3 separate regions of the Mus musculus genome follow, and all the other regions are linked to region 1. A link is a loop called in an ENCODE intact Hi-C map of the cell type or tissue named here. Cell type or tissue: heart. All regions are shown on one strand.

What was found. Peaks named below come from ENCODE experiments on the same cell type or tissue, not always from the same donor. Only the 100,000 strongest peaks of a DNase experiment are listed, where the experiment ranks them.
Region 2: a loop joins it to region 1, with 6 times the contacts of the local background. A loop is called at or near these places in 2 of 42 quality-filtered maps.
Region 3: a loop joins it to region 1, with 1.8 times the contacts of the local background. A loop is called at or near these places in 2 of 42 quality-filtered maps.

What each region holds. Positions count from the first base shown.
Region 1 is chr13:97,294,287-97,296,786 of GRCm38, reverse strand. The region is part of intron 1 of Gm33390 (a long non-coding RNA gene); the gene reads left to right. Among named protein-coding and RNA genes, the nearest start is that of Gm33390, 3.6 kb to the left of the region's middle. In heart, no CTCF peak of the experiment used is centred here; DNase peaks (open chromatin) are centred at 266 and 1,146; H3K27ac peaks cover 1,513 bases.
Region 2 is chr13:97,547,329-97,549,828 of GRCm38, reverse strand. No RefSeq gene overlaps it. Among named protein-coding and RNA genes, the nearest start is that of Gm41029, 9.9 kb to the right of the region's middle. In heart, no CTCF peak of the experiment used is centred here; a DNase peak (open chromatin) is centred at 1,148; H3K27ac peaks cover 2,250 bases.
Region 3 is chr13:97,434,545-97,437,044 of GRCm38, reverse strand. Lncenc1 (long non-coding RNA, embryonic stem cells expressed 1) reads right to left here and starts at 2,075. Exons shown (of 2, transcript NR_110432.1): 1 at 1,953-2,075. In heart, no CTCF peak of the experiment used is centred here; DNase peaks (open chromatin) are centred at 944, 1,544 and 1,974; H3K4me3 peaks cover 1,910 bases; H3K27ac peaks cover 2,387 bases.

The DNA.
Region 1 (2,500 bases):
CAGCCTTTCAACTTTTTTTTTCTTTAAGATTTATTTATTATTATACATAAGTTCACTGTAGCTGACTTCAGACACACCAGAAGAGGGAGTCAGATCTCATTACGGGTAGTTGTGAGCCACCATGTGGTTGCTGGGATTTGAACTCAGGACCTTCAGAAGAGCAGTCAGTGCTCTTAGCCGCTGAGCCATCTCACCAGCCCAGAGCAGCCTTTCAAATTAGGTCAGGCGGCTTCCTAACTTAAACACCTTCCTGTATGCTCCCTGATGCTCCTGCTTCAAGGAGCGAACTCACATTCCTTAGTTCAGCTTATCAGCCTTCCACGGATTGCCCTTTCCTTTCTTGCATCACGTTCCGGCATCACGTTGGCTTCTGGAAAGCTCATCAGACCGCCATGTTGTTTCACATTGCTCTGCACCCCACTCTTCATTTGTTTTTCTTCAAACACCTGCTTTCCTTCTTTGCCTAATGAACAGGGAGGGGCAAGTCTCTCCCTCTACCCTCTGGAGGGTCTCCCAAGCAAATGGACCCCTCTGGAGGAAAGAAAGAAAGAGAGAGAGAGGGGGAGGGAGGGAGGGAGGGAGGGGGAGGGGGAGAGAGGGAGAGGGAGAGGAGAGGGAGAGGGAGAGGGAGAGGGAGAGAGGAAGAAGTAAGCAGCTTTCTATATGAATGAAGCGGGTAATTCGTGAGGCTCTTGGAAATGCAGGTGCGGCTCTACCAGTCATTTCCAGAGCACGAGTGAACACTATCACGATCTCTGGAAGCACGAACCCGTTAGAGAGGGGCGGTGCATCCGCGGTAAGTAACCACTGAGCAGTGTATGCAGCCCCATCACTACAGAAAGAGAACTTGTCTACGGCCTTAGGAAACACCAAGATGCCCTTTGCCCACATTTTCCTGGCCATTTCACTCCTAGGCTCTTCCATTCTTCCCCAGTTGCCTTCAGCACCCACTGGGCACACCGGTCAGGGCCAAAGGAAGGCAGCACACTGTACCTTCCCAGGAACCCAGAGACAGCAGTCCTTTCCAATTTAAATGCTGAATTGGAGTGGTGGGAAGGGCTGTCCCTTGCCGTCCCTCCCTCCCCCAACCTGCTCACTGCTGGAGGACTTCCCACCAAAGAGGAAATCTGCTGCTTTCTGCCAAGAGTCCAAAACCCCAAGGAAGTCTTGTAGATAGCAGACCTTTGACCTGCTAGACTTGGCTCTGCCTTTGGACCGTTTCCAGGGCAAAGGGGAAACGCCTCCTAGGAGAGACTCTTTGTCCTTGAGCAAGACACCTCTTAGGGAAACTCCAAAATGAGTGGTCAGGTTTTTGCGGCCTCATTTTCTATTTTGTTTACTGGGTCAATGGAAAAATACCTCTCCCTCCCCCCCTCCCTCTCCCCCTTCCTTTTTCCCTCCCTCCCTGATTCTTCCCCTTCTCTGGCCTCCCCCCAAACAAAAGAACAGGAAAAGAACAGATGTTCTGTAGGCTTTTCCTTTGTGCTCTCCTCTCCAGTTTTGAATCAGGAAATAGAGCAATGGCCTCCGTCCGCTCTCAGGGATCCTCTCTTCCTTGTCACCGGGAGATTCTCTTTCACAGGTGAAATGTCAGACACTCTAAATTTGCATATGCCCTCTTTAGCTTACGTCAGACCTTTAGGCTAGTATTGTGTAAAAGTGAGACTTCTGCTGCTGAGGCAGAGTTCTCAGGGAAAACGGACAGGTGGGAGGAGCTGGTGGGGCATGAGTTGGCATCCTTGGTCAGCCGACAATAGTGATAAATAAACAAATCAACTGGTTCACCAAAACTCAAGAAGCAGGAAGAGAGAAGTAGCCGAAGAAATGTGTGTAAGAACAGGACCATGAGCCGGGCAGTGTTGGCCCACGCCTTTAATTCCAGCATTTGGGAGGCAGAGGCAGGCAGATTTCTGAGTTCGAGGCCAGCCTAGTCTACAGAGTGAGTTCCAGGGCAGCCAGGGCTATACAGAGAAACCTTGTCTTGAAAAAACAAAAAACAAACAACAACAACAACAAAGAATGGATCTGTGAGAGGTGCGTCACAGCCTCAAAAAAGGAAACGTCAGCTTTTCCTTTGCTGTTATAGCATGGAATTGCTGAAAGGGGACATTCTTGATGGACCACTTCCCTGGTGGAAGCACTAAGGAATCTTTCATCCTTCTTGAATCTTTGGTTTGTTCACTCAGTGAATACCACACCAAGCCGCATGTGCTAAGACACAACAGCATCTTCCAGACCTTCATGGAGAACCCAACCCATGGAGAACCCAGATGCTATGATTACAGAAGCAGAGTTCACAAGGCTATGAGACCCCAGGTCCCTCTCAAGGCCCGCCTGAGTACAGCATTCCAATGGTGTCCATGAGGAGCTGGTTCCAAAAGCTGCAGGTGTTCAGGTCCCTTGTGCAGAGTGGTATAGTCATTGAATATAACCTGTGTATATACATACATACATTGCATATAATCTACTTACATCTGGAGTATTTTCACCTCCAGGTGAC
Region 2 (2,500 bases), 250 kb before region 1:
AAGATTTTTCAAGAAAATTGTCCCCCAAGCTTCTGTTTGAGTCTGTCATTAAATTATTTTATGAATGGGATTAAGAACCCCAAAAGGGACTTTGATTTCCCCTGTACCTACGTGCTGGCTCCTGTGGAACTCACTGAAATTCCAGTCAACAGTGACAACAGGTGAGATTGCCGTCGGCCCCAAAGGTACTTTTCCAATGAGCACTGACGATACCCTGCTGACAGTATTTAGCTTTTCTGGCAGTCTTTCATTTTTCTGTCACTTAGGACTGGCACAGAGCCCTGAGAGACACCCACTTTGCCACTAAACTGCAAAAATGATCATGTCTACTAGGGAGTTTGAGAAGGGGCTACTTGGGCGTAGGGTGGGGCTGTTCATGCTGATGTTGGAAAAGAGTGCAGCCTGGGAACCGGAAGCCAAGAGCAATGGCTTCCAGTTGAGTGTGTTTTCCTTTTCCACACACGTTGTCTTCTGTGAGCAATAGTCATTAAGAGTAGCCATCTACTCTGTGAGTGCCTTAACAGTGCAACTGGGCCAGAGGAGCTTGCGAATGAGTCACCTGCCAGGGAGTGTGCTGAGGGGCCATCTTCAAAGCCACTGAGAAGGCCTCTCCTAAAAGACGGAGGGTAGACCAGGCAGCTGTGGCAGAGTTGCCAGCAACTGGCAGGACCATGGCAGCTATAGAACATTCTAGTCACGCATAGTCTTTCCACAGAAGATATGGCGGCAGTGAAGAGAGACTATGCCTCCTCCAGATTCAAAGATGGATTTATTTCCAGAAGTATCTGCCCTTGCTGGATTTGGGTAACGCGGTTTCATCACTAGGTTCCATCAATGCATTGTCCAGACTGGGGTGGGGAGTAATTCCGAGTAGAGAAAATGCTTAGCATTCTTAACACACTAGGTTATGTTCCCAGGACTGTAGAAAAATGAAATGCCAGTGGGCTGTGCCCATTGCTTAGTGAGTGTCTCTGATATTGTTAACTTGAAGAAACTTGAAGTATGGGCCTCTGCTCTGGTCTCTTCCTCCAATGTTGATGTTTTTCTCAACTAAAAATAGTAGCTTCCTGCTTCCCTGCGATCAGGCGCCTTCAACATCAATGTTGAAATATTTACTTCAGCTGCAGGAAAACGAGTCTGTTATGTCTCCACGGCTCGGCTGGCGGAAGCAAAGTTTTCTTGGCAACACCCCTGCAGCAGCCTGCAGGAAAGGGTCACCCGAATCTACAAAGGGGCAATCGGCAAAGACTGCCTTTCTTCTCTCTTCTTTTTCCCATTTAGCTCTGAGCTATGAACATGCTTAAAAGCACAAGTGAGGGGGCCAGCTCTGAATGCTCTTTGTTCTCAGAGATAAGTTCAAAGATATCAAAAGTCACCCTCTAAGGCTGCAGGGAAAATGCTTTCTTTCTACTTAGCTTTTTTTTTTTTTTTTTTTTTCAAAAAAGTTGAAAGTCTACAGGCTTCCCAGAAATTCAAAGGTAAGAACCAAGAAGGTAGCTGAAGATTGTTTCCTGACATTGGAAAAATAGTTTTCCTTTTCTTCTTCTTCTTCGTTTTTTTTTCCTTTTTTCTCCCACTGCCCCCCAACCCCCACAGGCAAATCATATTCATGCAGCTGTGCCTTCAGAACAATTAGACACACCTAGACAACCAAAAGGCCATGCCAAGAAACTGTCCCCAGGACAGAGACAGTGAGTGTTCTGACATCCTATGCACCGGTCGGCTTTTTACAATCTGAGGCCCTTCCACGTATGTTTCCCACACATAAAAAAAAAATAATAATGCAAGCATCTGACCCATATGCCAGAGTGTCTTTTTCTCTCTGTTGCTGGCCAGAGCAGCTGGGAAAACATAACCTAGGACTGAGGAACCCTCTGACACATCAGTCCACCGAGGTCCTTGGGACATGGTCAAAAAGATGTCTGGATCTTTAAAAGACACTGATTGTTTAAAGAATGAAATCATTCCTCTGAAACCTTAACTCAGCATCATAATTGGACCCAGAAAGACACTGCGAGAGTCTCACCGAAAAAGACCCGTGTGTGTGTGTGTGTGTGTGTGTGTGTGTGTGTGTGTGTGTGTGTGTGTTGGGGGGTCGTGTATGGAGGCCAAAGATCAACTTTGGATACCCTCCCTCACATGGTCTCCACTATTTGATACAGGGTTTCTCATTAGCCTGGAGTCCCCATGTCATCTAGACCTCATGGCCATTGAGCCCCTAGGAAATCTGTCTGCTCTATTGACCCCGGTACAGGAATCACAAGTATGCACTACCATGTAGCTCTTTAACATGGGTACTAAGAGTCAAACTCAGATATTCAAGCGTGTACCCTACTGACTGAGCGGCTGTCCCAGCCCACCTCCTTTTTTGTTTTGCTTTGACTCCTATTCACAGAAAAGAAAAGCCTGACGCCAGAATAGGGTGATGCTGGTGGGGTACTGGAAGAGGACCCAGATGAGGACTCATGAGTCCTGATGCATACCCAAACTTGATGTTAGC
Region 3 (2,500 bases), 140 kb before region 1:
AAACCGAGAATTTGATTTATACAACCAGAATAGCACTGCTCAGGAAAAAACAGATAGGCTATTGAATCTGGGGGAGGGGGGAGTTCATTTTGGTCTCACACTTGACTCCTTATTTGTTTGATATTCACTATCTATCCCAGACATGCCTTAAACTAGAGATCAGCTCCCCTCCCAGCAGCCCCTCCCCCCACTGCCTCCCAAGTGCTGGGACTGCAGGTGTGTGCTCCCTGACTTTTCAATAGAAGGTAACCCTAAAGGAATACTTCATGTTTCCATATTTTTTTTTTGCAGATGTTGTTCTCAGTCGGGGCTCACAAGCTCTAACGTGATGAATCCCTTGGACACCGACATCTCCTGTGATGAATCTGCTCAGGAGAGAAGCTTGTGCCCTGCTCACTGCCTGGCATGCGCCTTTAGTGGAGAGAATTTTGTTAGCCTTCTTGTCTCTTTTAAGCTAGCTAGTCCTAACGTGGCCAGTCCTCCAAAGCTCAGGCGCTCCATACCTTATGGGCAGAAGAGATTGTTATTGCTTGCACTGAGCTTCACAAAGGAAATCTTTTAGTACATACTTCACCAGTCGGCCTTCCTCAGAACTGAAATGCAAAGACAGAATGGAGGAGTTGGACAGAAGGTTGCAAACATTTACATGACAAACTAGCCTCTCAGAATCCACCAGGGGAACCAGTCACCAGTATTCTAGTACTTTCCTGTCATCTACAAAAATCACTCACAGTCTTTACTAAATACGATTTATAAAAAATGGCCCCTGCAGCTGCCGCAGATATCTCCTAGGCCGGCAGAGATGGGAGGGCGGGACTCGGCTAGAGCTAGAATCCTTGCGGTCTCCGGGCTACGACCAGGCAACAGCTTTCCCAGGACGATCCTAGGAAGAAGGCAGGATGCTCCCCTGGGGAGTTCCGGGGGGCAGGGGAGCTCTGCCTGGACCTAGAGATGGCTGCATCCCAGCAGGGTGGTGACCTTTTGTTTCTACTGGTTTTCAAAGACACCAAGGTTTTGTTCTTAATTCACACGCGCGTGCGCGCGCACACGGGAGAGAGGGAAGGGGGCGGGGAAGAAGGAGTGAGAGAGAAGAGAGAATTAGGACCCAACTAATCCAGCAACAAGCTTGTCCTGGCACCTTGAGAGGTTAACCAATTTCACTCTCCTGTAACTGGAGCGAAGCCTTTCTTTTCTCCCTGAGGGGGACAGAACAGGGTCCCCTCTCTGCAGCCCCCACCCCACCCCCCAGAGACTCAGCTTTCCTGAACAATAACCCAACTGTCTGGACAGGATGGGAAACTGTCTCAGTGAGTTGGGAGCCCACCCTTGTACAAACCCAGACATGCACAAAAAGTTCCGCGTTTCACCGCAGGAAGTGAGGACGGTGGCTTCAGGCATCATTAATCATTTTGAAGCGATTATTCTTAAAAGGGAGTGAAAAAAAAATACAAAGATGCAGCTTGAGTTAGTCATGCCCAATAAAAATCAGCACTTCTCCAAATCGTATTTCCCTGAATCCATGTGGAACGTTTAAGAGCACTCTCCACTGACAAGAGTCCAGACCAGATAGGGAGTCTGTTTCCTCTGTAATTAGAACTCCCTCAAATACTTGGGACCTGACAGGGCTAGATAGGGAAGGGCGCGTGGGGTAGCGGCGAAGCTTTATTTCCTCTGCCTTCCAGCCCAGGAATGCACAACACATTTTAACAAGAAGATAAAGCAAGAACAATTTAGGGTTTTGCGTCCTCGGGGAATCTTTTTTACACCCCCCCCCCAATTGAAATTCCGTAAAACAAAGCTAAGAACAATCCTGCTTTGTCTCCTAATTGAGCTAGGGAACTGTGAAATCCCCTACCCCACCCCCATCACCTCACCAGGCCCCGAGCCCAGCAGGCAGGGGCCGGGAAAGCAGTAATTCCCAAGATTGCCTGCCCCATGGGGTGGGTGCTTACAGAGCAGGTCCATCCTGAGCGGTCATTCAAATCTGCTCACCCTTACAGGAAACACGCCCCGGTCCAGGCCTTTGAAGTAACAGTGTGTCACCAGCAGAAGGAAAGTGATCGCTAGAAAATGAAATCTACTCCATCCTTTCAAAGACATTGCATTTCCTGTGATTCCTGGGTCCAGAGGAAATGCACTCGATGAAATTGAATTAATTTTTTTTTTCCTCCTGAAGTCACCTGGTCTGCCAGAAGCCTCTCTCATCAGTTCCCTCTCACTGAGCCATTGGCCGAGTCCCCAATTTATTCATTTATTTCTTAATCGAGATATCTAGAGCAGAAATCACAGGATATATGTAGAAAACTGCCCCCCTCTTACCATGGCTCCCTCCTCACTCCTGCAGACACTTCACAGGTAAGTGAGCCTAGGGGCTGATGCCACAACCTTCCTCTCCATCCCCCGGGACCATGTTTGTCTATTTTGTTGGTCAGATTTGATTATTATTTGTCATTTTTCTCCTAGCTTAGCCCCCCCCCCCACACACAGAGTTTTTGTACAG